Linked DNA regions of Mus musculus: region 1 is linked to region 2. Evidence: chromatin loops called from intact Hi-C (ENCODE). Cell type or tissue: gastrocnemius. All regions are shown on one strand. Links, peaks and the distances in the headings refer to the core of each region. The heading gives the core; the rest is flanking DNA.

Region 1 (15,889 bases), core at 5,886-9,885, 98 kb before region 2:
TGAGAATGTGATTGGTACAACTGCAGAATGAGTTTTACAAATGGCTATGGTGTTCTGCCGTGTGTGATTAAGACAGTAGAGCTATGTGGAATGTTCAATGCCCTACGAGTCCAGTTCTACTACTGTCTCATGGTTGACCTTGCCTTTTTTACTATGCGGAGATAATAACACCTTCCCAGGCATAAAACTGAGTTATTTGTAAAGATCAAATAAATATTGACATGCTGTGTGCCTAGGAACTGGTAACAAGATAGCATGAAATCTAGCATGAAAGATCTGAAAAAGGCATTTCCTTCTTGTATGTATATGTATTGTGTTTGTGAAGTAAGTGTGTGTGTTTGTTTGTGTGTGTGTGTGTGTGTGTGTGTGTGTGTGTAGGCATGCATGTGCCATGGCTCACATGTAATGATCAGAAGATAATTGTGGGTACTAGCCCTTGTTTTCTACCTTATTTTGAATAGAGTCCCCCACTCTGTCTTTGTCTCTCTCCCTCACACTCTCATTCATACTGTGTACATCAGGTTAGTTATCTCTGCCTCCCATTTCACCATAGGAACACTGAGATTACAGGCATCATAGGTTCTGCACCCTACATTCCAGGGATATGAACTCAGATGCTTAAACTTGTCAGGCAAGTACTTTTACATACCCAAGAATTGCCCCAGCCCAAAGGCACTTCTGTCTTCAGAGTAAAAGGCCATATTACACTGTAAGGAATTAATTAGCAACTATATATCTGCTACGGGTTGAGTGTATATAGACCAGTCAGATTCATCATCCTGCCTTGAAATCTGTAGAAAGAATTTTGTTGTTACTGTTGTTTGTTTTTCAAGATTGGTTTTCCCTGTGTAGACGTGGATAGGGAGGCTTTATATCAAAATAAGACTGTCCTAGAACTAGCTCTGTAGATGAGGCTGGCCTCAAACTCAAAGAGATTCACCTGCCTCTGCCTCCCAAGTGCTGGGATTAAAGACATGCCTCACTGCCCGGCAGAATTTGTAAATATTATAGTATAGAATATAGAATATACGGTCAGAAGAGAGTGTAGACTGGAGTGACAGCTCAGTTAGTAAAGTGCTTGCATTGGAAGCATCAGGATTTGAGTTCAATCCCATGGAACCAACACCCACAAAGGCCAAGCTGTAATCCCAAAGCAGGGATGGCAGAAAGGCAGATTCCCTGGGACTCAATGCCAATCAGCCTAGCCTATCTGGGCCAATGAGAGACCCTATCTCCAAACCTAGGTGGACAGAAAACCCAATGTTGTCTTTTGGTATGGAAAGCCAAGGAAGTCTGGAGCAAATATGTAAAGAACAAATGAAATCCTGTAGTGTAGTGACATGGACAGGTGTAACCTCACCAGCCTGTTTGCTCAGGTTTCAGTGTTAGAGAGCATCGGGGCGGAGCTTGCTGACGATTCCCACTGCCTCTGCCAGCCACCTAGCTGTTCCGGAGCTATCACGTGGTCACCTGCAACCTTACTCCAAGATGATTTGGCCGGAAAGGGCCCCTTCCCCTGCTTCCTAACCCAGTGTCAGAAATAGTAAAATCCGAACCTTGATCTGACTGTTGTCTTGGTTCCGTCTCTCTCTTTCGCTCCGCCTAGCCCCGCCCTTCTCTTCCAGGTTTCCAAGATGCCTTTCCAGCATAGAACCTAGGCATGTGAGCCGCTGGCTGGACAAAACAGACAGGGCCATGTCAAGGACCAGAGCCTTGGACCCATAAGTAATTGGCAAAGCCTTCTATACCTGCTATAAGACTAGCTAACCAGTCATGACTGTACTATATACATAAACACACTGAGATTCTGGTGTGCAGTAGAAGTTGGTGCCACTCTGTCAGAGTACACACTGCCCACCTGACCCCAGCGTTTCTGTATTTCTGTTTGTCCTTTCTTCATTCTCTTGATGGCCCTAGTCTGGTTTCTAGGACCAAGCCATGCTGGATGTAGCATTTTGGCCTTCACACTCAATGCATAGCCACATATGGGGACACGCACACACTACAAAAAAGAAGGAAGATAGACTGAGGCGATGGCTCAATGGGTAATAATGTTTGCCATGCAATCATAAGGACTTGAGTTCGAATCTCCAGAGCCTGGGTTGAAGTTGTTCTTCTATCTTGAGTATCTGTAATCCCAGCACTCTTACAATGATACAGGAAGAATACACAGGTCATTTGGGATGCTGGAGGGTCAGCTAGCCTGGTAATGCAGAGTAAAAACAGACTGTCTCATACAAGGTAGAGGGTGAGGACTGACACCAAAGTTGTCCTCTAATCCACACATTCACCCATATTCAGACATACATAATACACACACACACACACACAAACACAAAGTGGGCGTAGGAAACCCTCAGATCTAACAATAGCTAATATTTTTGGAGATAATAATTAGATTTGCTTTAAGTTGGCAGTGCTAATGAGGGTTGGAGTTACAAGTCTCAGTTTGGGAACAATTATTCAGGAATCTCTTTCCACACAGATGACTTCTAAATGCAAGAGAAGAAAGAAAATAAAAACAGACTAGCTCCTATTGGAAACTATTGTGGGAGAAGAAAAGGAATATGAGTGTTAGAAAAAACTTAAAGGCATTGCAAACTGCTGACATGTGGATGTTCCAGTCCTTCCTTTTTTGGTCTCATGGTCTACACAGGTGGACATGGCCTCCTAAGTATCCTTAGCGGGTCTGAAACTCACTATGTAGAGTGGGCTGGCCTCAAACTCACAGAACTCTGCCAGCCTCTGCCCTCCTCCTTTTTATGGTTCCTCTGCCTTAAGATTCAGCCACCTGGCATCAGTTAGTTCAGTGTTCTGTTCCCAAATCTGTTCCTTAAATAGTGAACAGAAACTAACTTTTTTTTTTTTTTTTGAAACAAGTTTTCATGTAGCCCAGGTTGGCTTAAAATTCACTATGTAGCCAAGGATAATCTTGAATGTTTCATCTTTCTGCTTCTATTTCCCAAGTGCAGAGATTATAAAAACATGTACTACTGTGCCTGGTTTAAGTTAGTGGAAACTATAGGAATTCCTTCTGAAATTTAAAAATAAGACTTAGCTGGGTGTCGTGGTGTTTAATCCCAGCACTTGAGAGGCAGAGGCAGGCAGATTTCTGAGTTCGAGGCCAGCCTGGTTTACAAAGTGAGTTCCAGACAGCCAGAGCTATAAAGAGAAACCCTGTCTCAAAAAACCAAAAAGCAAATAATTAATAATAATAATAATAATTAAGACTTAGTTAATATTGTTGCTTTCTGGTACAGCTAGCTATGCAAAGCTTGTAGGTCTCTGGTCTTTGATGATCTTTGCTTCTCTGACAGAGGCACAGCCAAGAACTTCTCCCTCTAGGTCCCTCCTGCTGACTCATGCTGAGGCTGAGGCCTGGCTGTCACTGTTAGGTAGTGCCACCACTGCAGATTCGTGTTTGCTATCCCTGCTGGGCTGCTGGTGTATCTGTGAAGTGTTTGCGAGTGTACTGAGCTGGCCTGTGAACTGAACTTCCGATTTCCAGACAACACAGAGTTGCTCCAAACAACCCTTCTAAACAGGTCCACTTCCCATGTATCGTTTCTTCCCCACTACCTCTGGTGGGGTGGGCTAAAAGGGAGGTTAAAGTGTTTAAGAACAGGCTGGGCAGTGGTGGCTCACACCTTTAATCCCAGCACTTGGGAGGCAGAGCCAGGTAAATTTCTGAGTTCGAGGCCAGCATGGTCTACAGAGCACAGACTGCTCTTCTGAAGGTCCTGAGTTCAAATCCCAGCAACCACATAGTGGCTCACAACCATCCGTAATGAGATCTGACGCCCTCTTCTGGTGCATCTGAAAACAGCTACAGTGTACTTAGATATAATAATAAATAAATCTTTAAAAAAAAAGAGAAAGAAATGGAATATAAGAGGGGACTGTGTTGGGCTGTTTTATGTCAACTTGACAAAACTGAAGTCATCTAAGAGGAGAAATCTCAATTAAGAAAATACCTCTGTAAGACTGAGTCATAGGCAAGCCTGTAGAGTATTTTCTTAATTAGTGATTGATGTATAAGGGCCTGGCCCATTGTGGGCTATGCCATCCCTGGGCAGGTGGTCCTAGGTTTTATAAGAAAGCAGGCTGAGCAAGCCATTGGGAAACCAGTAAGCAGCACCCCTCCATAGCCCTTGCATCAGCTCCTGTCTCCAGGTTCCTGCCCTATTTGAGTCCCTATACTGGTTTCCTTCAGTGACGGACTACAGTACAGAAGTATAAGGCAAATAAATCCTTTCCTCCCCAGTTTGTTTGATAATGGTGATTCATTCCAGCAACAGAAACCCTAACTAAGACAGGAACTTACTGGGGTGGTATACTCAATAGGGAATGGAACGCCAACAATGGCCCTCTGTACTTTAGAGAAGCTGATAACCCAGATGTCCACGAAGCTGGAGGCCTTAGTAGTCCCGTTCTGGTGCTGAAAGACTGGATAATTTCTAAAGATCTACTTTTCTTATTAGATATCTTCTCTATTTACATTTCAAATGTTATCCCCTTTCCTGATTTCCCCTCTGAAGGCCCCCTCCCCCGCCCCCCTTTCCCCTGCTTACCAACCCACCCACTCCCGCTTCCTGGCCCTGGCATTCCCCTACACTCGGGCATAGAGCCTTCACAGGACCAAGGGCCTGTCCTCTTATTGATGTCCGACTAGGCCATCCTCTGCTACATATGCAGCTGGAACCATGGGTCCCTCCATGTGTACTCTTTGGTTGATGGTTTAGTCCCTGGGAGCTCTGGGGGTACTGGTTAGTTAATATTGTTGTTCCTCCTATGAGGCTGCAAGCTCCTTCAGCTCCTTGGATCCTTTCTCTGGCTCCTCCATTGGGGACCCTGTGCAGATCTACTAACCTTTAGTCTAGGTCAGAAAGATAAAGAACCTTTGGGGAATTTTTAACTTGTCCAGCTGTGCTAAACACTCTGGATAGAACATTTTACAAAGGAGAGTTCTCATTCAAATGTTACAAAAGATACCATAAAACATTGGAATTGGAAGGGCTGGGGAGACTCCTCCAAATGCTTGTTGCTTGAGCATGACAACCTCACTGATCCCTAGAGTTCATGTTAAAAAAAAAAAATAGCCATGCATTGATATAACCTCATTATTGGAGGGCAGTGATGGGCAGATAGCTGGAACTCACTGGCTAGCCAGCCTAGCCAAAATTTCAGGTTTAGTGAGAGATCCTGTCTCAAGTGAATAAGGGAGAGAGAGAAAGAGAGAGAGAGAGAGAGAACACTTAATACCCTCCTCTGGTTCCTGCAGGCACACACATTCCAACTCCCCTGCCCCCAACACCCACAGGTACACAACACACACACATAAACATGTGCCCACACATATACAACCCATACATCCACACACAGGCACACCCACACAGACGTATACAGCACAAACATACAACATACATGTCCAGCACACATATGCACCCACATGTATAGCACACACACACACACACACATTGAAGTTGCAAATAGAATAGGTTAGGGTAGATGATATCACATCAGGTGGGCTGGGAGAAGCTTTACTGGATTGCTCGAAGACCTGTTCTATCAAATACCTGTAATATCAACAATTATATGTATGGACGCCCTGCAAACTGCAATGATTGCTAACGATGGGAAAAGCTAAAGATAATATTCAATTTCTGATGGAAAGGGGAGGAACTGAGGGAACACTAGTCTGCCTCGTTGAAATACTAGAGTGTTAATTTTTGAAAAACAGTGAGCAATAACAACAAAACCCCAAATGCCCACAATTTATATGTTCACAGAGGGTAGGCAAGGAGCCCTCATCCAATATAGGTTTACAAAGAGCAGTCATCAACTCAACTTACTTAAACGTTAAATAAGTAAATAGCAGGAAGGAGTAAAATAGAGGGTTTGTTTAGCTGTCTGATTAGTGCTGACCTCACATGAAACTATGATTCAGAGATAACTCAATTATCTGGACTCTGCTTTGTCTAAAAGATTCATATTAGTGTGTACACTTATACTTGCCATGAATATGTGATTTCAAATTTCTGATCCGTTATCATATAATAAACTAGGTGTAGCTTTTGCTTCTCTGTGGCCAGGTTATTAAGAAATAAGCTGAAGCTGGATCGAGGTAGAACTCGAAGCTGAAGCTGGATCGAGGTAGAACTCGAAGCTGAATCTGGATAGAGGTAGAACTCAGAAATTTTTTTCTTTTTCTCCTGGAGATGCTGCTTCAGCCCTGAACTTTATACCTGGACTCCTTCCAGAAACACACCCTGTAGACTTCACAGTTTTCCAGTTTTTAAAGTTATTTAAACTCTAGCCAAGACTAATTTAAAACTTGGTTGTTTTGAAACATCTCCCATTGTTAAGAGCATTGGCTGCTCTTGAAGAGGAACCTGGTTCAATTCCCAGCACCCACACAATCATCAGTATCTATTCCCAGGAGATCCCATGCCCACTTCTGGTCTCCACAGGCAGGCAAAGCACTCATATACATAAAAAACAAAAAACAAAACAAAACAAAAAAAAAAAAAAACAAAGAAAGAGCAAGCTTGTTGAGCAGGAGGGAGGCATGGAGATGCTGGATCAAGACCACAGTTCTGGTGACAGAGGCTGCAGACCCATCCCTGTGCTTGCACTGTTCCTACAACAGAAGCAAGGAGTTTCTGAGTGCAAGCCAGCTGTTAACAATTGCTTTCTAACCCCACACACCCAGGAAGCAGAGGCAGATCTCTGTGAAGTCAAGGCCAGCCTTGTCTACGCAGTGAATACCAGGACAGCCAGAGCTACAGAGCGTGCTGGATAGTTTTATATGTCAACTTGACACAAACTAGAGTCATCTGGGACAAGGGAATCTCAATTAGGAAAACGTCATAAGATCTAGTTGTAGGCAGGCCTATAACATGTTTTCTTAATCAGTGATCAATGGAGGAGGGCCTAGCCTATTGTGGATGCTGCCATCCCTGGACTGACGGTCCTGGGTTTTATAAGAAATCAGGCTGAGTGCCGGGCGTGGTGGCACACGACTTTAATCCCAGCACTCGGGAGGCAGAGGCAGGTGGATTTCTGAGTTCGAGGCCAGCCTGGTCTACAAAGTGAGGTCCAGGACAGCCAGGGCTATACAGAGGAACCCTGTCTCGAAAAACCAAAAAAAAAAAAAAAAAAAAAAAAAGAAAGAAAGAAAGAAAGAAAGAAAGAAAGAAATCAGGCTGAGCAAGCCATGGAGAGCAAGCCAGTAAGCAGCAACCCTCTATAGCCTCTGCATCAGCTCTTGTTTCCAGGTTCCGGCCCTGCTGAGTTCCTGTCCTGACTTCCTTTGATGATGAAGTCATCAAAAATAAACCTTTTCCTTCCCTGGTTGCTTTGGTCATGGTGTTTCATCACAGCAATAGAAATTCTAAGAAAGTGAAACTTTGTCTCAAACGAAACAAACAAAAACAGTTGCTTTCTAGTGCATTCTCCTTGGCTTTGCTGGTAAACCAACCAACCAACAAACAAAACGCAAACAAATGAAAAAGGGCTTTGAAGATCTGTCCAGGTGTTTCTTTAAACCACAATCCCCTCTCCCACTCTGCTATGCTGTGTCACACACAATTAGTGACATCCTTTGACAGATCTCATAAATCCACACTGCTGTACAGTCACAGGGCTCTCAAAGAATTATCACTTTGCTGAGGAAGGCTGCATTTCTCCTTTCTGTGTATTGATTTTTTTCCTACCTCTCAGCTATTCTGTTCTTCTAGAGCTCTTGAGTTCAATTCCCAGCAACCACAGAACTCAGAGATACACCATCCTCCGTCTCTCAAGTGCTGGGATTAAAGCTGTACACCACCATGCCCAGCTTTATAGAAACCTAAAAAAAGAAAGAAGGAACTAAACTTGTTCACAGATTGTGGTGGTTTGAATGTGCTTGGCACATGGGAAGTGCTGTTAGGAGGCGTGGCCTTGTTGGAGGAAGTGCTTCAGTGTGTAGGCGGGCTTTGAAGGCTCCCAGTGCTCAAGCTCCGCTCACTATAGAAGAGTCAGCTTTCTCCCAGCTGACTTCGGAACTCACAACCATCTCTATAGGGTTAGGATGCTCTGTTCTCATGTGCAGGCACACCCTCAGACAAAGCATTCATATGCATAAACAAACATAGCCTTAAAAAAAACGTAAAAGGGCCAGGTGTATTGGTTTAATTTTAATTCCAGCACTTGAGAGGCAGAGGCAGGCAGATATCTATGAGCCTGGTTTACACAGTAAGTTCTAGGCCTGCTTGTCTCAAAAGCAAAACAAAACAAACTCTACTTGGGAAGTCTAGGGAGATGGCTCATCAGTTAAAAGACTGATGTTCTTGCAGAAAACCCACGCTCACCTCCTAGCACCCACATCTAGCGGCTCATAATCACCTGTAACTCTAACTCCAGGATTGTCATCGGGCTTCCAAGGACCCTATGCATGCACAAACGCACAGACACACATGCACATATCTTTTTAAAAAATTAAAAACCATATTCGACACAGGCTCTCACTATGCTGCTTTGATTAGTCTAGAACTCAGAGATACACCATCCTCTGTCTCTCAAGTGCTGGGATTAAAGCTGTACATCACCATGCCCAGCTTAATAGAAACCTAAAAAAACAAAGAAGGAAGACTAAACTTGTTCACAGATTGTGGTGGTTTGAATGTGCTTGGCACATGGGAAGTGCTGTTAGGAGGCGTGGCCTTGTTGGAGGAAGTGCTTCATTGTGTAGGCGGGCTTTGAAGGCTCCCAGTGCTCAAGCTCCGCCCACTATAGAAGAGTCAGCTTTCTCCCAGCTGACTTCGGAACTCTCAGTTTCTCCAGCACCGAGTCTGCTTAGATGTTGCCATGCTTCATGACAATGGACAGAACCTCCGAACCTGTGAGGCAGCCCCACTTAAATGTTCCTTATACAACTTGCCTTGGTTATGGTGTCTCTTTACAACAACCCCCCCCCCCTCGCTAATCTAAGACTCAGATAACGCTGCGCTGAAAGGTTAGGACGAGGACTTCCACGTGGGTAATAAGTCACAGTCTGCACCATGTGCTCAGACTTCTGACTTCCTGCCTTACTTTCACTTGCAGTGACAACAGAGCAGGACAGAGCAAGCGACTAGAGCCGGTTCTCTGGAGCATCTTTTTCAAGCATCTAGAGTGAGGAATAAAACTCAGAACTCTGTGACTTCAGGATGTACCACAGTTTGAGCCTGCTTGAAAGAGAAGCAGGTAGTATTAGACGCGGTCTCAAAATGCAGGCAATAACTGGTTTGAGCATAATTGTATGAGTTGAGATGTATCGCCAGATCACAGGCATGCCATGGGACATTTGGTGGAGGGTTTGTCCCCACCCTTAGATCATTTTCATGTACATTTCTTATACGGTGCCATTGCCCTAAGATGGAATCATATTGTCAGGACAACTAGAAACAAAATATGGAGAGAGCAGCTTTGACTGAGACCTTAAATTCCAGTTAAGTTTGTCCTTTGTTCTCAGCTTGCCTTCTTTCTGATTAAAAGAACATTAACCACTCCACAGACCTATCCACTTCTTTCCCTTAACCTGCAGGTGCAACTACTGCTCTTCACCTGCTTCACACTGCTTCTCCAGAGCATTCTAATGTCAATGCTCTTGCTATGATTCTGATCAGTACAATTTGTTCTCTTCCTCTTCTTCCTCTTCTTTTTTCTTCTTCTCCTCCTTCTCCTCCTCCTCCTCCCCCCCCTCCCCCTCCTTCCCCTTCCCTCTCCCTCTGTGTGTGTGTTTTGAAGTCCCACTGCCCCAGACTCTGGCCTTGGCCTTAAACTCATAATCTTTTTGGTTCGATGTCCAAAAAGGTAAGATTACAGGCACATGCTGTGCACCCTGCTTAATAGGGATTATATTATTGTTCCAACATTTTGTTTGTTTGTTTGTTTGTTTGCTTAGACAGGATCTCAGGGTTCCCAGGCCAACCTTGAACTCCTGACCCTCCTGTTCCTACCTCCCAACTACTGGGATTACAGGCATACACCACAACACTGGACTCATTCACTTTTCCAGTGTCATACTTAAGAAAGAGTTTCTGGTCCTGTGAGATGTCTCAGCAGATAAAGGGGCTTGTGGCCAAACTCAACAACCTGAGTTGGATCCCTAGGATTCATGTGGTGGAAGCAGACAACTCCTGCGGGGTGTCCTCTAACTTCTACATAAACTTACACACACACACACTCACACACACAAGTAATTTTTTAAGAAAGAATTCTTTGTGACATATTTATTCCTACTTCCTTTTCTCAAAGTTTGCCCCACTGCCCATGTGTGGAATGTGTGTGTGTGTACACGTACACAGGTTGGTCTTTTTATCAATTTGACACAAATTAAAGATACCTGGGAAGATGGCCCCTCAATTAAGGATTTGTTTCCATTAGATTGGCATGTCTTAGGCATTTTCTTCATTGTTAATTGATAGAGGAAGGCCCTGCCCACTGTGGGTGGTGCCACCTAGGCAAGTGTTTCTGGATTGTATGAGAAAGATAGCTGACCGGGAGTATGAATGCGAGCCAGTAAGCAGGAGTTCTCTGTGTTTTCTGTGTCATTGCACTTATCTCTCAACAGAGAAGCAAACTTAAACACCACCTCTCTTTCTGGTAAACTTTGGGGTTTCTCAGTACAAGCCTGCCTCCCCTTTAGGAAACTTCTTACTCAAAGGAGTTGGTTTCATCTTATCGTCTTTCTCCTGGCTGAGCAATCCAAGGTCACCATGCCCCTTTGCAGAATCTTGCCTGAGTTTCTTTTTCTAGAATTACACCCTGGGTACAATCCAACAGGAGAGCTCCAATTTAGGCTTCAGACAACACGCCTGGTTCCTCCCGAGGTTATGCAAGTAAGATTCTACAAGCTCGTTTCAGTTTTCCTGTGGGTCATGATTAGACTAAACACATACAGCTACCCAAACATTCCCGATGCCCAGCAGCAATTATTGTCTGAATCTGTGGGAAGGAAAACACCTCCCCTATGCAATATAATCTTCACAGATTTCCCCTGCCCACAAGGGGCTGTGTGGCTTGCCAGGTAGTTAACAGTTTTATTTCCCTCCCCTCCAGCAGAGCAAGAGATCTGTCAGTGGTTAAGAAATAGATCTGGGAGCTGAAGACTATAGTCTGTGGTTAAGAGCACACACTACTCTTGCAGAGGACCTGAGTTCGCTTCCTAGCACCCACATTAAGCAGTTCACAACTTCTAATTCCAGCTCTAGGGACCTCAGGGACCTCTTCTGGACTCAGAGGACAGCTGTATGCACACATGTACATACCCCCACACATATATACATAATTAAGTAATAAGGAATAAATATGTAAAAATAAAGAAATAGGTCTCATTAGCATTTCCAGCTGAGTAGCAGGAGTATGTTATGGCTGGTCATATACAGACTTGATACAATTTCCTGATGCTATTATGGAATTTTTCAGAAAGTTGGAAAAGTGGAACAAGTATTTCAGTAAACTTCTATTTTCCCTTTCTCTCTCTCTTTCTCCCTTTCTCCTCATTCATAAATATTCCTCGTGTCTTTGATACATTTCAAAATAAATTTAAGCCAGATGGAGTGGTGTATGCCTTCAATCCCATCACTTGGGAGGTAGAAGCAGATGGGTTGCTGTGAGTTTGGGGCCAGCCTGGTCTACATAGTGTGTTCCACGTCAGCCAAGGCAATATAATGAGACCCTATCTCAATAAATAAATGTAAGACACAACACTTCATAGCATTGCTATGTTATAATTTAATATTTGTTCAACTCTTTTCTCTTGAAAACTTTATGCACATTGTAACGATGTGTATAAGGCTTAAGTACATATTCTATGAGCTTTGACAAATGTACCTAAACCCTAGCATAAATAGTAGACTGCTGTCATCATTTCAGATACATCCTTTATGCCTTTTACCTGTCAAGCCTTCTTTGCTGGAAATCACAGTTCTGAATCACTTTCCCTCCATACTTTAGTTCTGATTGTCTTAGCGCCTTAAATAAATGACATTATCTGGTGTTAGCTCTTATGTTCGCTGTGATTCCATGTAAAGCATTTACCACCACCTGACACAATGGTTTATCCTCATACATGTTGTCATGTGTATCAAAAACCTGCTTCCCTTTACAATTTTTAGAATAATCTTCCATTCTGCAAATGTACCATACTTGGACATTTGGGCTATTCCAGTTGTGAGTGATTATGAACATTCTTATTTATTTATTTATTTATTTATTTATTGGATGTAGATACACTGTAGCTGTCTTCAGACATACCAGAAGAGGGCATCAGATCCCTATTACAGATGGTTGTGAGCCACCATGTGGTTGCTGGAAATTGAACTCAGGACCTCTGGAAGAGCAGTCAGTGCTCTTAACCGCTGAGCCATCTCTCCAGCCCAATTATGAACATTCTTGTACAGCTGTTTTTATTTTTAATTTTTTTAAAGATGTATTTATTTTATGTATGTTGAGTACATAAATGAGTTGCTCTCTTAAGACACACCAGAAGAGGGCATCAGAACCCATTACAGATAGTTGTGAGTCACCATGTGGTTGCTGGGAATCGAACTCAGGATCTCTGGAAGAACAGTCAGTGCTCTTAACCACTGAGCCATCTCTCCAGCCCTTTTGTTCAGGGTTTTAATTAATTAATTAATTAATTAATTAATTTTTGAGATAGGATCTCATTTCACAGCTCATGCTGTCTTTGGATTTATTATACAGCCCACAATGGCCTTAAAATTATAGTCTTCCTGGTCCAGACTTCAAAGTGCTGGGATTAGTCATGCATGAACCACCATCCCTGGCAGGCACAGGACATATATTTTTATTTTTATTGATTAAATAGAGAGAGATAAAATTAGCAAATCATAGGCTAGGTGCATGTTTAGTTGTGTTTTGTGATTTTGTTTTTGTTTTTTTTTTAAATCATTTTTTAAAGACTTATTTATTTATTATTATATGTAAGTACACTGTAGCTGTCTTCAGACATACCAGATGAGGGAGTCAGGTCTCATTACGGATGGTTGTGAGCCACCATGTGGTTGCTAGAATTTGAACTCGAGACCTTTGGAAGAGCAGTCGGAGCTCTTAACCACTGAGTCATCTCTCCAGCCCCGAGTTTTTGGTTTTTCAAGACAGGTTTTCTCTGTGTAGCTTTGGCTGTCCTAGAATTCACTCTATATACCACACTAACCTCAAACTCACCAAGATCCTCCTGCCTCTGCCTCCCAAGTGCTGGGATTGAAGGTGTGCTTTTAAGATTTTATTATTTCTTTTTGTGGGTTTTTTTGGGTTTTTTTGCCTATATATATGTCTGTGTGCCATGTACATGACTGGTATGTAGGGGGTCCAGAAAAGGGTGTTGGATCCTCTAGAATGGAAGTTACAGGTGGCTATGCACTACTCCATGCGTGCTGGAAATCCAATGCAGGCTCTGTGCAAGAGCAGCGGGTGCTCCTAATCACTGAGTCATCTCTCTGGCCCACACACAATTTTTAAAATGAGACTTTCTCTTTAGTTTGGATCAGTTCCAAACCATCTTCTACATTGGTCTCTTGGAAGAAGAGAGTAAAAACAGCATCGGAGTAAATTCGGAGGAGTAGGAGGGGCAGGCGGCAGAAGGATTTGGCAGGATGTTTGTTCTATCAGCTAGGCAGTTTCTTTCCTTACACTGAGAACATTTACCCCACTGCTTTCATCCCTAATCCAGACCCTAGCACCTGCTAACCCAGCACTCTGTCACAGCAACATCCTAGCCCTACCCCATTATTACCTTAAGCTGCTTTCCCATTTGACACCTGATGAAAGGTTTTAAAAAAAAAAACTTCAGTTTTAAATTGTAGTGTGTGTGTGTGTGTGTGTGTGTGAGAGAGAGAGAGAGAGAGAGAGAGAGAGAGAGAGAGCGAGCGCTAAATGCCCGAGTGGTGCATCAGGCCCCTTGGCGTTAAGAGTTACAGGCAATTATGAGCATAGGCTGTGGGTTCTGATAACAGAAGACCAGGGTTCTGCAAGTGCAGCAAAGACGAGCTCCTGGGTCATCTCACCAGCTCTTTAAACTTCATTGTGACTGGAGGGATGGCTCAGTAGGTAAGAACACTTGCTGCTCTTCTAGAGGACCTGAGTTCAGTTCCAGCAAACATGTTGGGTGTTTAACAGCTCCCTGTAACTCCAATTTCAGAGGTTCGATGTGTACTTCTGGCCTCCTCAGACCCCGTGTGTGTGTGTGTTACACACACAAAAATTTTAAAATCTATATAATATTTATGACTTAAAAGAAAAACTTCTAGCAGCGTGGCAGTGGCACATGCCTTTAATCCTAACACTCAAGAGACAGAAGCAGGCAAATCTCTGAGTTTGAAGCCAGGCTAGTCTATAGAGGGAGTTCCTGGATAGCCAGGGCTACATCAAAATAAAATAAAATAAAATAAAATAAAATAAAATATAAATAGAAAGAAAAGAAATACTTGTAAGTCACTGTAATTGGGACAGGAGAAATAGCTCTGCAGTTAAGAGGATTCGTTTCTCTAGCTGAGGACCCAGGTTGGTTTCTCACAACCACGTTGCTGCTCACGACTGCCTGTAACTCCAGTTCTAGGGAATCTCTTGCCCTCTTCTGATCTCTATAGGTTTCTGGATGGATGTGGTGCACACACACTCCCTACAGGGCTGCTACATGCAGTTTAGGAGGGGTACTAGACAGGACATAAGACACAGTTGATGCCTTCCACAGAACTGCTATGACCTGTCAAATAGAAGAGTGGGTACAGTTACAATGTGATTATTTGTATATTTTGGGAATAGGACCAGAAGTGGGATCTAGATTATACATATACATTTTTAGTTATGTATATACATTTTTAGTTGCATATATAAAATTTAACATCTCTAGGAATCTTTGTACTGGTTTCTAAATGATTCTACTAGATAAGAATGTCCTCACCTCTATACCCTTGCTGGTACTTGGTAGCATTTTTTTTCTTTTCTTGATAACAGTCTTGGGGCGGGGGGGTTGGGAGTGACAGGTCACAGTATTTGCTCTTTCTCTGGTGATAAACAATCTTGAGCTTCTTTTTTGGATACCTATTGGCCATTTTTGTTTTGTTTTGTTTTGTTTCTTTTGAGACAGGGTTTCTCTGTGTATCCCTGGCTGTCCTGGAACTCACTTTGTAGACCAGGCTGGCCTCGAACTCAGAAATCTGCCTGCCTCTGCCTCCCGAGTGCTGGGATTAAAGGCGTGTGCCACCACCACCCGACGCCTTGACCATTTTTTTATATCATTTTTAGAGCAATTGTCTCTTCAAATCTTTCATTCACTGATTAGAGGATATTTACTACTGTGTTGTATAAGTTTTCTCAATATGACTCTCGGATGTTAATAATTTAAAAATATTTTTCCCAACCTGTAGGCTGCCCTCTTCATTTTGTTCTTCACTTTGCTGCACAGAAGCACTTTAGTTTGATGCAGTCTCACTTGTGACCCGAGCTTTGGCTTTGGTGTGATTGTTACTACCTGAGGCAGTGTCAGAGAGCTCCCCGTTCCATGCGTTTCCTTCTGGGAGTTTTATGGCTGTAGATCTTATGTTTCCCCTTTAAAAATACATTTTGAGGGAAGTTTTTGTGCATGGCAAAAGATAAAGGCCCAGCAGTCACTCACATATGGGAACCTGGTTTTCCATCACTATTTACGCCCCCCCCCCCCCTTTTTTAATTTAAAGGAGCATGTCTCACTTAAGAAAGAAAATAAGGGCTGGAGAGATGGCTCAGTGGCTAAGAGCACTGACTGCTCTTCCAGAGGTCCTGAGTTCAATTAGCAACAACATTATGGCTCACAACCATCTGTAATGGGATCCAATCCCCTTATCTGGTATGTGTGGAGACAGCT
Region 2 (15,889 bases), core at 4,039-8,038:
TGCTGAGGTTAAAAGTTCAAGCCACTATATCCAGCCTGTGTTATAAATTTGTGCGTGTGTGTGTGTGTGTACATATATGTTTGTGTGCATTGTAGTATATATGCATGTCAGTGTGTGTGTGTGTGTGTGTGTGTGTGTGTTTGTGTGTGTGTGTGTGTGTACAGGATCTCTCACTGAACCTTGAGCTAGGCTGGTGACCAAGCCCCAGTGAGCCTCCTGTCTCTGTCTGCCACAGCCTGGAGGTTCAGCTATACCTAGCAAAGCCTGGTTTTTACATGGGTTCTGGGCACGTGAACCCACGCCTTTATGCTTGCAGACCAAGATTTCTCACCCACTGAGCCTCTCCAGCTCCATCTAAAGCTCTAGACAAATTAAAAAGTGATCTTATCATTTCTAAATGTTACAGTGCTTCTAGATTTAATTTGCCTACATAGTTCTAGTCCTATTATAAAGTTTTCAAATGTAAAATAGTTTTAAAAACATGAGCAAACATTATTGAACTGATAGAAATTTTACTCCTTAAAATCCAGAGACCACATAGGGATAACCCAATAGATGTGTGCCCGACTACAGTATCACTGTAAATGGTTGCCTTGCTCCCTTGCTGGGAGAGCCATGTTGACAGCTTGCTTCTGTGTTCCAGGGCGTCCTCTGGGTGCTGGGATGCTCACTTTCGGTGCGCATAACAGTTAATATGTGTACTGTGTGTCGTTGCCTCCTTTTCTTGGTTGTACTGTTTTCATGGTGCTTTAGAAGGAAGCTTGCATCTTGTACACTGAAGAATCTGGGAAACGATTGGAGGAGGGCAAAGCTTAGGCAGCTGGCAGTCCTTTCCAAGAAGATCCGATGAGAGAAAAGCAAGTCAAGGGAAGGGAGCTGAGGGCAGGCAGACCAGATGTGAGAACTCACCAGTGTATAAAGTATGAAAGGGCAACCCAGTGGTGGACGCACATGCCTTTGATCCCAGCCAGGCAGATCTCAGTGAGTTTGAGGCCAGCCTGAATACTAACTAGTATAGCCAGGACTATACAGAGAAACCCTAACCAACCGAACAACCAACTAACCAAACAAACAAACAAAAACCAGGAAAGGACTTTGTGTTTATTTCAACATAATGTCCATTTTTAACACTTACCACCTAAAGGCTGACACGCTGGTGGTGGTAAATCTGAGGGATTATAATGAAACTGTACAGTTCTTATCTTTTTTATTTTAATCTGCTTTAGTTTAGAATATAAAGCATGTTTTCCCAAAGACAGTCTTTGTAACCATTGTTCAAAAAAAGCGATTTCAGGGAAATAGTAAACTTTTCAATTGGTTTGGTCTTTAACTCCAGCTACAGGAGTAATTACTTGGATTATCATTTTAACATAATTTTTCACCCAGCAATCCTTTTGAAAGTATTGTTTGCTTAGATTGAAACATTGAACTGCACCTGTCTGCCCGCAGAGCAGCAGATTATAAAAGAAAGAAACACGGGCAAATCAACATGTAAAATTGGGTCAGAATATCCTTGTTGGGGGACCTATGTGCTGGCTGGTGGTCTGTGCTGTGTCAAGACAAAAGGGGATTAGTTCCCTGGAGGATTCAAGTCCAGAGAAGGAAAGGGATCTAGGGCCAATGTAGCTTTCAAAGTCATGAGTGCGGAAGGGTCAGGATTTGAGCCAAAGGTGTTGAAGACTGCTATGGCCCCAGAGTGTTTAGGAGCCGACTAGCTGCCCTTTGGAAGGGGGTCTGGGAGGGTCATGGGTGTAGGCAGATGTGGAAGAGGACAGATGGAGGACCTCATTGCTGTTTGGACACCTGTGGAACTGCTCTGCCCCTCAGGGCTCACGCTTCTTATTTTACCGGAACATGCGCCATGGCTGTTATGACTATGATCATGATTATATGGAGACCATTACAATTATGAATATTATACGAATATAGTTTTGATTATATAATGTAAACAGCTGCAGTTTAAGACAAAAATGCACAAATGAGAGTTGTTTCGCCTTGTAGAGATAATATGTATTTTATTTATTTTTATATCTCCGTGATCACGCACACATGCGCATCTTTATATTACACAAACCGAAAGAGGAGCTGTAGCAGTTATTTTAAGCATCCCCCCACCCCCACTAGTTGTCAGGTTTCAGATGTAAATACACTCTGATTATTTAAAATCAAACCTGATACTCACTCACCACCGAATGTGGCATGTGCCACGATCTGAGGGTGTTTCTGGTTCCTAGTTCTGCCTAACGATTCTTTTCCCCTCGTTCTGTCTTGAGATGACACTGAAGTTTCTCTCCCCAAATTCCTTCCTTTTGTGTGGGTGTCCTGGTCCAGGCTCAGAGCTCTGTGCAGGCTCAGGTACAGTGTAAGAACCGGAGGAGATCCATCTCTGGTAAAGGTCCTTCTGTGAGCCTAAGGCTGTGCTCACTTTTCTGCAAGTTGCTGGGCTGAATCAATGCTCTGCTGATTCCCCTCTCACCCAGAGCCCACCCTGCACGTCTTCATTTGCTTGTGTTTGCCAAATTGTGTTTATTGATTCTGTTATTTTGAATGTGTTTGAGGTTATCCTTGAAGGTCAGTTCTGAGAATCGGCCTCGACATTTCTAATAGAAATAAAGCCAAGTCTGGGCATGGTAGCCCTCTCTCATCTGCAACCTCAGCATTCTGCAGGCTGAGGCAGGAGAACTGCTGTGAAGTCTAGCTTAGCCTGGTGAATATAGAGTGTTCTAGGTGAGTTTGGGCTGGAGATTGAGTCTTTGTTTCAAATAGACATGAACCCAAACCGAGATTAGCGTGAAGCATCTTTGGAACGTCTCCATGAGCCTGTCTTACACCGAGCGAAATGTGTGCCTCTCCTGCCCGAGTGAAAGAGAAGTCTTCCATGCCTTTCCCTTCACTGACACCCCTAGGCCAGCTCTGATGTGGAAAGAACTTGTCTGTCTCCCTTGCGTGCAGGCTGGAGGCTCGCAGGTCATCTTTACCAACCCTCTGGAGATAGTGAAGATCCGCCTGCAGGTAGCCGGAGAGATCACCACAGGACCGAGAGTCAGTGCTCTGAATGTGCTTCAGGACCTGGGACTTTTCGGGCTGTACAAGGTGGGTCAGTTCCTCTGGCTAACTGAATGGAGATGTGACACACAGCACACACATGTATACACACTATACACACGGTATACACCTATATACACACACTACACACATGTATACACACTGTACACACATGTATACACATGTATATACACTATACATACAGTACACACACGTATACACACTGTGCATACAGTATACCCATGTATACACACTGTGCATACATGTGTTTACATACTGTGTGTACTGTACACACATGCAGACACACAGTACACACATGTAGACACACATAGTACACATATGTATGCACACAGTACACATATGTATACACACTGTATACACAGTACACACATGTGTACACACTGTACACACAGCACACATGTATAAATACAGTACACACATGTATACACACTGTACACACAGTACACACATGTATACACACAGTACACACATGAAAGAATGAAGAAGCTAGATGACCCCACCCTCACCCCCAAGCTGAGACCTGTGAGACCTATCAGGAAACCCAAATGAAATCGGGTCCCCCAGGTAAAGGCAGCGGGATGTACACACTGCTCCTGGGTAAAGGTGGTGGGATGAACATGTTCCTGGTGTCATTTTTAGCTTTTATGGAGCTGCTGGCAGGATATCCGTTCCATAGCATCTCTGGCTTCATGCTTCTGGCTTCCACTCTATGGGGTCTTTGAGAAATACCTTTGGATACTCGTTGGATGGTTTTAGGACACCAGAATGATCCTATGCTCACATAGAGTCTGAATATGTCATTGTCCCAGGAGGGGCTTCTCTTGTCTTAGTCATCATGACCATAGTGGGGAAAAAAAAGAAGATAGTAGAATTTGGCAGAATTCAAGTCTTTAAGAAGTTAAGTGGGAGGGTTTGTCAATAATGAATTCCATTAAAAAACAACAACAGTTACTGTACTTTCACAAAACGCCAGTCAACAGATTTCTCCCCTGCCGATATACTTACCACCGTCATTACAGATCAGATGTAATGGAGCAGAAGCCAGTATTTTTCTTTAACTAGGAGAGTATTTCTTTCCGTTCCTTTCCCTGGTAGAAGGGAAAATACAGAAATTTCACCTCTATAGGGGACTGTGTTTCCACAGCATTGAATTTATTTATGGATCCATAACTACTGAAATGTGTAAATTTACCTCTGTAACTGCAAATTAGAAATTAGGAATGTCTAGATTAGAGCTGTAAGCCACAGGGCGCTCCAGAGCCCGGCTGCCAGCCGAGTCTGTCTTTACCAAATGCCTCTGCTCGCTCCTCCCGCCCACCCTCCCTGCCATCCGTTGAGATTCCCTTGGAGAGCAGAATTTGTAAATATTGGTTCTATCTGTATTACCCTGTTAAGAGTCCTTCGGTGTTTTTGTTGTTGTAATAAAAACAGAGCTATAGGAACCCAGTGCTTGGGTATAGCATGTGTCTGATGAGGTAAAGCTTCAGACCTGGGCCGACAGGGGTCGATGGCAATGGTATGGAAGGTCTTCCTGGCCCTCCCCAGGGCCAGGACAGGCTGTGTTGAATGGAACATGCATGGAATGAGCAGGGAACACGGTTGGGTTTTTTCTCTGCCTTCCCAAGAACAGTTTCCCTTCTCCATTGCCTCTGGCTTTCTGCCTGGCGTGGAACTCTCGAGGCTTGGAACTCGTGATTGAGGTTGACTTGGTAATTTGTTAGTTTTGGGGGGTTTGGGAATCAAGTCATTTATACTGGGATCTGATCGAATGCCTCCCCTGTTTCCCCTGCCACTCCGATCCCCACTCAAGCTCCCTGCCCCCACGCCCGGCAAAGCTGAGCAGGTCATGCAAACCTGGGACATCCGAGAGCCCTTATGAATCCTAAATGCTGCCTTGCTTAACATTCAGAAAGTTCCAATTACATATTGACAAGTTGCAGAGACCGGCAGTAGAGCATCCTGAGTTAATGTTGTATTTTGCTTGAAAACACTTAAGAGGATAGATCTCATGTGTGATTACAACAGAAAACAAGTTAATTATTAAATTATTTGTCTTTTTTTAAAAAATTTATTTATTTATTTATTTATTTATTTATTTATTTATTTAATGTATGTGAGCACACTGTAGCTGTACAGATGGTTGTGAACCTTCATGTGGTTGCTGGGAATTGAATTTTTAGGACCTTTGCTTGCTCCAGTCAACCCTGCTCACTCTCGCCAACTCTGATCACTCAGTCCCTGCTCACTCCAGCCCAAAGATTTATTTATTATTATACATAAGTACACTGTAGCTGACTTTAGATGCACCAGAAGAGGGCATCAGATCTCATTACGGTGGTTGTGAGCCACCATGTGGTTGCTGGGATTTGAACTCAGGACCTCAGTGCTCTTACCGCTGAGCCATCTTGCCATCCCATTTATCATTATTTTATGGGCATTGGTGTTTTGCCTGCATGTCTGCCTGTGTGAGGGTGTCAAATCCCCTTGGAACTGGAGTTAACAAATAGTTGTGAGCTACCATGTGGGTGCTGGGGATTGAACCCAGCTCCTCTCTCCAGCCCTGCCACATTAAGTTTTAAGACCCTAAATATAGCATTTCTAGAAATGCTAGAAAGTTCTTTGTTGTTAGAATGCTGCAGCCACCCGGGGTTAGCCTGGATGGATGTCCATTTTCCTTTAGAAAGCTTCCTGCCCCACATGTTTGCTCTGCCTACCCCATCCCACCCCAATTCCCCTCACATCACTTCTAATGCTGTTTGAAGGACATCTGAGCCTGTCACTGATGCCTGCCCGCTTCCCATATTTACACTCTGTTTTGCACTGTTTCCTCACCGCGTGACAGGGTGCCAAAGCCTGTTTCCTCCGAGACATTCCCTTCTCCGCAATCTATTTTCCCGTGTACGCTCACTGCAAACTCCTCCTGGCTGATGAGAACGGACGCGTGGGAGGCATCAATCTCCTGACAGCGGGAGCCTTGGCAGGTAACCACAGATCTTCTTAACCAAAAGAATTCTGCCAAGACGCACCAAACCTCTGACTTGGAGCTTTATTTCTGGAAGTTATTGTTGGGATCCGACTTAGCTGGATATAACCGCCTTTTCTCCTTTGTGGGGATCTGATTCTGATGAGCGTTAATTACATTTGCATAATGTGGATAAACAACTTAATGCAGCTTAGCAACTTGGAGCCAAATTAGATCTGCCCATCTAAATTGGGCTTCCATCATTAGCATGTGTCTTAGCCTCCTGGGCTCCTAAAACCTTGGGTACAGCCAACTAAGGTGGAGAAGTCCTTTGCTAGATCTGCTCTGTTGGGCCAGTGCTGATAAGCAGTCTCTGCCTGCCCTTAGGATTGTCCTGTAGGGTAGTGCGTTCCCACTCTGGCTCAGAAGCTGAGCTTCACGAAACTCTCGCTTCTTGCCACCACAGGTTAGACCAAAGCAGCACCCTGAAGCCCTCAACTCCTTTCTCAGCGTTCAGTTTGGTTAATGGATGCTTAAGTTGCTTACCCCCTCTGCGATAGGCTCAGTGCTTCTGGAGGGTGGGGCTTGCATTACGTCCTTCCTGCCTTCCCTGTGCGGCCAACATAGGAGTAGAGGCTCAGGCAAAAGACACCAGATTAGGCCCAGGAGAGTCTACCAGGGGGAGCAGCCTGGCAGGAAGAACTGACTCAGCAGTAGCTGGGGTGAAAGGGGTTGAATGCGTGTGTGTCCCTGTCCTTCCTTACTCCTGAGTTACCAGGGAACTGACTTGGAACAACAGGGAGCAACCAGGCATCCTTACATTCAGCAGCACAGAGGAGTGACAGCAGAAGGAAACGGTTCATTAGGCTTCCTCACAGCTAGTAACGAACCCACACAAAACTCACAGACTCAGGACTAGGACTAGACTCTGGTCCCTGCTTGGGGTTTATTTTAGATTTATTTACATGTGGGAGGCAGAGACAGGCAGAACTCTGTGAGTTTGAGGTCAGCCGGGTCTATATAGTGATTAGTTCCAGGACAGCCAGGGCTACCTTGTCTCACAACACAAAAAACCAAAAGATTTATTTACTTTTATGTTCATGTTTGCCTGCATGTATGTATGTATGTACACCATGTGCATACCCGTTGCTGAATGAGGCCAAAATTGGGTATCAGATACCCTGGGGCTGGAGTTATAGATGGTTGCAAGCCATGAGGATTCTAGGAATCAAACTTGGGTCCTCTGAAAGAGCAGCCAGTGCTCTTAACCACTGAGGCATCTCTCCAACCCCACTGCTTGGCTCTTAATTACTGAGTTATCTTCTACTACTTGTCCTAAGTATGGTGTGTTAGGAGCCCTGGGTCCTGGCAGTGTTGAGATGAATACACTGTTCTTGTTTATGACAACAGAGGACAACTTAAAAACAAACAAGCAAACAAACCAACAAAGAAAAACAAGAAAACAGGGCTTTGAGCCCTTGTCTGGGGTCCTGCAAATGCCTTGGCCTCCGTCATTTGTGAGCTTGGTTGAATGAAAACAGCCAGTGATGCCGGTTTAACCTGGCACCAAGTCCCCCCCCCCCCCCCCGCCTCGCCACCCTCCCCAGCTCCTTTCTTGTCCTCATTAGACTGTTAGGAAGGGGATAACGGCCAGGCTTCCAGTGGGCAACAAACAGAACCACATAAACAGTTACCAAGTCACACCAGCTTATAGACATTGGACCTATTTTCAGAAAGAGGCGAGTTTTTCTAATTATTACCAGGCATGCTTCGCTAGCAGGTACTGAGAGCATTTGAAGACCTGTCCCAGGAGGCATGCAGCTCACCTGCTTCCCTCTGAGCAGGGTGCTGGGCTGATCCAAGGGACATACTGGCATCATTCTCTCATGGAGCCCCTCAGAGCCCCTCAGAGCCACAAGCTCCATCTGCCTAGCGATGGTGAGACAGTGAGATTTGGGCCAAATTGAATTCCTTCCCCCTGGGGAAGGTCATGCTGCTCTCTCAAGGTCTGTTTTGTTTTATGAACAAAACCTATGCTTGAGAAATCCATCTTCCGTGTCCTGCTGCTGCTGCAGCATCTCAGGTGACCCCAGGGAGCTGTGGCATGTGTGTGTTGGGGAAGGGTGGCCTCTGAATGATCGGTTCCTCTGCTGCTCTTTAACTGGATGCCTGGCCGGCTCTCACTGAGGTTGTAATGACTGCCACACTGACTGTCACATGAGCAGGTCTGAAAGGAGGCTTGCAGCCTCTCCCTTAGCACCTCAGACTGGCAAGTGCTTGATGCTTTTGACCCTCACTCACCCCACAGTGTGGTTGGCAAGGATCAACCAAGACCACGCACGATGCTTTGATGCCACATGCAATCTGTGGTGCATTAAACAGATGTCACAGGAGAAAATACTTGCATCCTATTTAAAGATGAAAAGCCTAAAGGTTGTTAAGGCCGGGAAGGGAACGTGGCGATTCCTACCTACCTCTAGCAGTGCTTCTCTCTCTCATTGTTCTCTGGGATGGGACATTAGAGACATTTCCTTAATTCAGAAAGAAAAACAAAACCTTTCCACCCCAATTCTACTGAAACCAGCAGCCAACCGGCAGGCTTGCTGACACTTCTTTCCACATGCGCCTCCGTATCTGTGTAAGGAGCTCTGAGTACCCCTTGGGTTACAGTTGTGGACTTTCTTATTGGATGTATGAAGTCCTTAGGAGGATTAAATGTGGCTTTCTCCTCAAAGGCGTACCTGCTGCTTCTCTGGTGACCCCTGCTGATGTCATCAAGACAAGACTGCAAGTGGCCGCCAGGGCCGGCCAGACAACATACAGCGGGGTCGTCGACTGTTTCCGAAAGATTCTCCGGGAAGAAGGGCCCTCGGCATTTTGGAAAGGGACTGCAGGTAGATGCTGGGGTGGTCCTCCAGCCTGGCTGTCTGGCTGTCCTGCCCTGACACTCTCAGGTCACCTCGTAACAGCATCCAGGTGTTAAGTGTACCCTACCCTGTCTGTCTTTTCCAGCTCGGGTGTTTCGATCCTCACCTCAGTTTGGTGTCACTCTGGTTACCTACGAGCTTCTGCAGCGGTGGTTTTACATAGATTTTGGAGGCCTGTAAGTACAGCTACTTCTCTTCACAAAGTCACCAAATCCACATACGTGTTTGTTCTGTTTATAGAGCCACTTTGGGAATGCTGAGAAACGGGACACAGTGGGGTTCTTTAAGACCAATGCATGGAAAGCAATGGGCTGTAAAGCCTTCCACATTAAGAGAGGCAAATCACTGTTAGTTGGATTATTTAATATGACCAGAAACAACCTAAGTGTGTACTAGTCACACTCCTGTGATTGCTCCTCATCGTTTTTACATTTAGGAGATCTCATTGCTTCCCATCACTTAGTACCTAGATGTTCACACAGCTAGTTCACACACCGGTTTCCAAGAGAGGTTACCCAACGAGTCAACCATTGTAGAGTGCAGGCCCCAAACTGAGCTGCTCCAAATGCAGCACACAAAGCTTCCCCTGGGGAGACAAGCAGTTGCTTGCTGAGTCTGCAGGGAAGTTGTACCCAAAGCAAGCGAGCAATTATTAACTGTTGGGCAGAAGCCTGGGCACTGCGTGTCTTTATGTCATAACCCTGTGATCCTGCTGAAAGCCTCAGTAGGGGAATAGCTGCTGATCCAAGTAGTGGAGCGACCAGCATACGGAAAAGATGCAAGGACAGCAATTTTCTCATCCCAGCGTACAAATACTGTGTCTTGAGAGATTGTAGAAGCAAGAACTAAATTTGTTTCTCTTTTGGTGATAAGCATTATGAGCCCATTATTCAAGAAGCTTTAAAATTAAATCAATACATATACCTTTACATTTCATGTATGCTTCCTGCATAGTAATAGAAAATAGAAAAATCTACAAATAGCCAGCTTCCCAAAGACTATTACTAATGGAGTGCATTTTCTCTTCCGTTTATTTTTCTGCCCTCAAGTCTGCTCATAAGCAGTGGGGGTGGGGCCGTTTGTCTTCTCTATGACGTATGTGAAAGCAATGCTGTGGTGACGCTGGATATCATGATTGATGCAGGAGACATGGAGAGAGCTGAGAGAGCCTTCTCCATGGGGTGTGGCTGTCACAGACCCCGCTCAAAGTGTAAGCCCTGAGATCCCTAACGGTCTGCTTTTTCCTGTTCACAGCAAACCTTCTGGCTCAGAACCAACGCCAAAGTCCCGCATCGCAGACCTCCCTCCTGCCAACCCCGATCACATCGGTGGCTACAGACTTGCCACGGCCACTTTCGCTGGCATTGAAAACAAGTTTGGCCTTTACCTCCCCAAGTTTAAGTCTCCTAGCGTAGCTGTGGCTCAGCCCAAGGCGGCAGCAGCAGCCCAATGACATAGCAAGTACAGACCGAGGCCCAGGAGAACGGGCGGTACCGTGTCCAGTCAGCTGCATGGTACTGTCAGCGCTGGGGTCAACCACTTTCTATACGACCTATACATGTATTGTTTATAAAGTGATCATACGCCCAGGGAGAGCCGCAGTGCAGTTTCAAGCTTTAGTCTTTACGTGTTGAAATGTTTTCTGAGCCTTGGCATGAATTACGTGTTCTAGACTCTGCTTCGCACAGCTTGTACCTACAGTGACTGTACATATTGTACATCTTTGTACAGAGACACCTCGGCACCTCATCCCAACAAATCACGTTTATAAACATGAAACGCTGTTCTGAGTGGCTTGAACTGTACAGAAGGTTTTGAAAGTGTTTTATTATGAATCATGTAAGAATAAATGTACTAAAGTTAAATTCATTCTCCTCCTGATGACTTATGGAAATCAAGCAGCCATGTTTGAATGTATCCAGTTTCAGTTTGTTTTCCATTCGCGACTAGGAAGGTATTTGCTGATACAAGGCAGAGCGAAACTTAATGCTCACCACATTAAATAAGAAACGCGTGGGAAGGGTGCTTGCCCGTGGATGCCAGAGGATGAGCCGGTGACTCACGGGCTGCTGTGTTTCCAGTCGTTTGTAGCTGAGTGTAATCCTCCTGTCAGCTGGAAGCAGCTCCTCATGCGCGCGCGCACACACACACACACACACACACACACACACACACACACACACACACACACGAACGGGATGGGCTCCAGCAAGGCTCGCTTAGTTCTGCTTTTCTCCTATGCAGCAAGGTCAAGGTCAGGATGTTGCAAGAGTAAAGTTTGGAAGTTTCCCTTCGTAAAGTATGATACGAATCAAAAATAAAAGCACACCAAAATGTCTGCATGGAGTTGGTTTCCTTCCTAGGTCTCCTCTCGGGGCTTTTTTGTCTGCACTCGCCTGCTCCTAGGGGATGCATATTTTGTTACAGAAGGAACTCGGGTGGAGTGAGGGAGGGAAGCGGGGAGGTTCCTACATGGTGATTTTGTGAGCCTGGGTCCTTGCTAGGAGTTCAGATGGAGATGACTTCCTCAGAAGGTCTCTCTCTCTCTCTCTCTCTCTCTCGTGTGTGTGTGCACACACACACACATGCCCATATTTACTCTTTAACAATTGCTTCTGACCTACAGCCACATTTACTGTGGCTGTTACTTGATAGCTGGCAACATCAGGACTTACTAACTTTAGCGAATAGCTCTGGGAAAGCACGGCTGTGGCCATGGCTGTGAGGATATATGCAGATATCATTAGAGGTGAACCTGGAGATGGCCCAAGTCACCAAGTGCCCCTCACAGTGCTCACCAGTTGGTGGCTGACAACCCTGTATCTGCAACTCTGAGCTTTCTTGAAACCCTAAGAACAAAAGATATTTGAAAGCTGGCTATTTCTAAATGTGTTGGATTAGTCCCATTAGAACTGAACACACAGCATAATTAATTGTTCTTGCTATGCTTGTTAAAATTATACAAGTAGTTCAAGGACATGAAATTACATGTGTGTCTGTGTGTGTGTGTCTGTGTGTGTGTGTGTGTGTGTGTGTGTAAGACGATGACAAAGTGCCCTCGCTACCTCCTCTTCAACCAGCATTCCTGTCATCCTTTGCTGAGAGGTTAGAGCATAAATTTGTGATCTGTTTTCCATACATCTCCATATGTACATATTTATATATTTAGAACCAGGGCTATGCAATGTATGTGTGATTCCGTGACTTGGTTTTCTTAGTATGTCCCTGAGCTCTTTCCACATCAGTTTATAGAAAGTGTATCCTGTTTCTAGTAGCTGTGTATTATTTCACTGTATGGATTATGAAGCCTTTTTAAAATAGTCATTTCATTATTATTAACAACACTGTAGTTAGAGGAGAATATCTCTGTGTGTGTGTCATGATATGTTATTGTATATTAGTATTTGTTAGGGACTAATTCATAAAATAGACGGGTTTTTTATTTTGTATACATCTCGCCACATTGCTGTTCACAGAGGTCTCAATCTCCTGCCCCATGGGCAAGTTAAGATTGCCCGGTTCACAGGCAGATCATAAACAGAGGTCACTGTTGCAGTTTTTATTTTTCTAATTGCTAATGGGCTTGAATGAATGTCTTTTTATTGTTTGTTTGTTTTTTGAGACAGGGTCTCACTCTTGCAACCTCAGAGTCTGGGAACTCCCTATGTGGATCAGGCTAGCCTTGAACCTGTGGTAACCTTTGGTCTCCCCAATAAGGTGCTGGAATTGTAGGTGTGGGCAGAACATTCGCTGTCTTTTCATTTTTACTGGTCATCTGTACATTTTCTTTTTGTAAAATATACAGAAGGCATATGAAGTATCTAAGGCATAGACACAGAAAAGTGCATACAGGTTAAAATAGTACTCATGCGATGACCAGGTCAAGAAATACAACATTCTCAACCAGCCAGAAGTACCCGTGCACTTCTCCCCAGTCTTTACCCCATCCCCTTACCATGTCTTCATTTCTGCTTGGTTTTCCTGCTCACATATACATCCTTAAATACTGTGGTCCTCTTCCCCCTTTTTGAGACAAGATCTACCGTGGTCCAGGCTGGCCTCTTGGATCTACTTTCATCCAGGCTGGCCTCTTGACTTGTTTCTTGTGCATCAATGATGCACATATGTCTATGTGTATGCGAATATGTACACATGTCACAACACATGTGTGGTTGAGAGGATAACTATTGAGAATAAGTTTTCTCCACTTTCCATGTGGGGTCCGGGATTTGAACTCAGGTCTTCAGGTTTGGGCAGCAAGAGCTTTTACCGGAGCCATTTTGCCAGCCCTGACCTATTCTTATTTATTTTTTTGAAATTTGTATGAATGAAATTGAGACTTCTTGTGCTAAATACATATGAGAGTTTGTCCATTCTATTATAGGATGCATTATTCTTTACTTTCGATCTTAGTCTTGACTGACATTTGTTTTCCCAGTTTGTGATTATTATAGACAACGCTGCTATAGATAATGTAGACATCTATTCTTCACTGTGCCTCTTTTTTAAAAATGTGTGTGTGTGTGTGTGTGATGCACCATATGCATGTCAGTGGCTCCAGAGCTCAAAAAAGTGCCAGACCCCCTGGAGCTAGAGTCACAGGTGATTGTGAAATGTCGAACGAGGGTGCTGGGAATCAAACCCAGGTTCTCTGTAAGAGCAGAAAGTCCTTTCAACTGCTGAACCATCTCTTCAGCCCATGATATTCTTCATGTTTTGGATACTACTATGTGTTTGTCTTACACATTTTCCTACTTTGTGCCATGTCTTTTTATGATGGTTTTGATATACTAACATTTTAATTTTAATATGTCCAAATGTATTGGTATTTTTGTTAGCTTGTTGAGCATCTCATTAAAAAAATTATTCTTTATTGTTCTGGGACTGTTGCTGAGAGACAGCATGCTTGCCTAGCGGCTACAAGACCCTGGGTTCACTCCCCAGAACCACCAGAGGGTAAACACCAGACCTCTAGGTAAAAATGATAAAGTTATTTTCTTGTTATACAGTTTAGAGTGTTGCCTTTCACATTCAGGTTCCATGCAGTTTGGACCTCTCCTCGTGTCTCTGGCAATGTGGGGCAGACCTTTGTTTCTCTGATTGGCAGCCAGGCTTGCCAGCACTGTTTATTGAACGCCTGTCCTTTCCCAGCGGCTCTGGAGCATCATCGTTGTTGTTCACTAAGAATCAGCCTGGGCTTCACTGTCTCTGGGCTCCTTGCTGTAGGGCTCTCCTGTCTTAGATGCAGGTTCTCGCCCTACTCTGTTCATTTCTGTATCCAGTACAATGCACGCTCCTGATACACAGTGTGGTACTCGTCTCTCCTGTTGTTTGAGAGCTATGATTCTTCCTGGTTCTTCGCTCTTCTATGTATATTTTATCAGCTTATCAAAACCGTTTTAAAAGCACTGATAATTTAAACAGTAATGAATCTATAAGCTGCTTTGGAAGAATCTGTGTCATGATGGGGGCTTCTGATCCAGGAACATACTATATCTCTACTTAAATATTTTTCATGTCTTAATAAAAGTTTGTGCTCACCAAAGGAGTCGTGTACATCTCTTGTTATATGTGCTTTTAGGAAACTCATGCATTTGAATACTATAGATAATCTCTCTGTGTGTGCATGTGCATTTGTGTGTGTGCACATGCATGTGCATGCAGTGTTAGGGGTTCACTACAATATCTGTGCATGGTAGGCAAGCCCTTCTGCATTCAGTCACATTCCTAGCCCTTAGTGTTTGAGACAGGGTCTCACTGGTTAACCTGGGCTGGCCAGAGCTCTCACTCTTCTTGACTTAATTTCTGGGAATTGTTAAGTGGATGCCACCTTGCCCAGAACTGTGCCATCATGCTCAAGATACAACTCGCATTAGTGTACCAATCCTGGTCTCATCTTTCAGCCTTGCAGTCAATGGTTTTGTTTCCCACATCTGCCTTTCCTCCTTTTCTTTCCTTCCCTCTCCTCTCTCCCTCCCTTCCTCTCTTTCCTTTATTTTCTTCTCCTTCTTTCCTCCCTCCTCCTCCTTTTAGTGCTGAGTATTGAACCCAGGGACTTGACAAACTAAGGGAACATTCTGCCCCTGAGCTGCAGACACACTACCCTCTCTTCCTTTATGAACTTTTTGTAAAATATATATTTTATGGTATATCATTTAAACTTTGAGTTTTCAAGTTATCTCCTTAATGATTAGAGCTTATAATAAATACATTAATTTATAACAATCTTCTATTTCCAGTGAGATATATTTCAGTAAAATAAAAGTCATTCTTCTAAGACAGTTGTCCCCACCCCCATTCCCGTGCTCTGTGCTTATCTGTAGTCATGACTCCACCCTTCACATCACTGTGCCTTGAAGTTATATTTTACATCTACTGAAGAAAACATGCACTGAGTCTTTAGTCTTCCCCTCAGGTTTTCCCGTCGTCCTCTCTCGTGACTATGAGCCCCTCTATGCCATTTTTCAGACAGCATTTCCTTTAGCAATTGAAAAGCAGGATGGCTACCAATGTATATTTCCAGTCATTATTCTGCCATGCAATTTCCTCTTGGGTTTTGGAAGATGACTTTGCTAGATATAAAACTCTTGGTAGACAGGCTTTTTCTGAAAACATTTGGAATGTAGTCCTGTTTCTGATACTGTTTTAAATACTAAGCCAATTGTTAATTGTATCCTGATTTTTCTCTGTGTTTTAAGTATGACTCTTATATGATATCTTTTTTAAATATGACTCTCTTTTAAATATGATCTCTTGTCTTTTTCTTCTTCTCATTCAGTGCTTGACAGTTTCTGGAAGTCTCTAGTATTTTTCCTTGTTCCATCAATTCTTCAGATTTCGAGGACTTCAGTTCTTGGATTATGATTCAAAATAAAAATTAACTTAGATTTAGGAAATATTGATCAATGTCTATGACATTTCTTCTTGCTCCTGA

Evidence for each region. Hi-C counts contacts between places; a loop is a spot of excess contacts. Peaks named below come from ENCODE experiments on the same cell type or tissue, not always from the same donor. Only the 100,000 strongest peaks of a DNase experiment are listed, where the experiment ranks them.
Region 1: it touches region 2 in a loop (2.5-fold over the local background); 1 of 42 quality-filtered maps calls a loop at or near these places.

Annotation. Positions count from the first base shown.
Region 1 is chr2:71,369,651-71,385,539 of GRCm38, reverse strand. No RefSeq gene overlaps it. Among named protein-coding and RNA genes, the nearest start is that of Slc25a12, 9.8 kb to the right of the region's middle. In gastrocnemius, for the core only: no CTCF peak of the experiment used is centred there; no DNase peak of the experiment used is centred there; H3K27ac peaks cover 1,176 bases.
Region 2 is chr2:71,269,674-71,285,562 of GRCm38, reverse strand. It overlaps Slc25a12 (solute carrier family 25 (mitochondrial carrier, Aralar), member 12), which reads left to right. Exons shown (of 18, transcript NM_172436.4): 14 at 2,953-3,093; 15 at 5,909-6,047; 16 at 8,764-8,922; 17 at 9,041-9,131; 18 at 10,210-11,293. The coding sequence ends at 10,408. Among named protein-coding and RNA genes, the nearest start is that of Dync1i2, 66 kb to the right of the region's middle. In gastrocnemius, for the core only: no CTCF peak of the experiment used is centred there; a DNase peak (open chromatin) is centred at 6,008.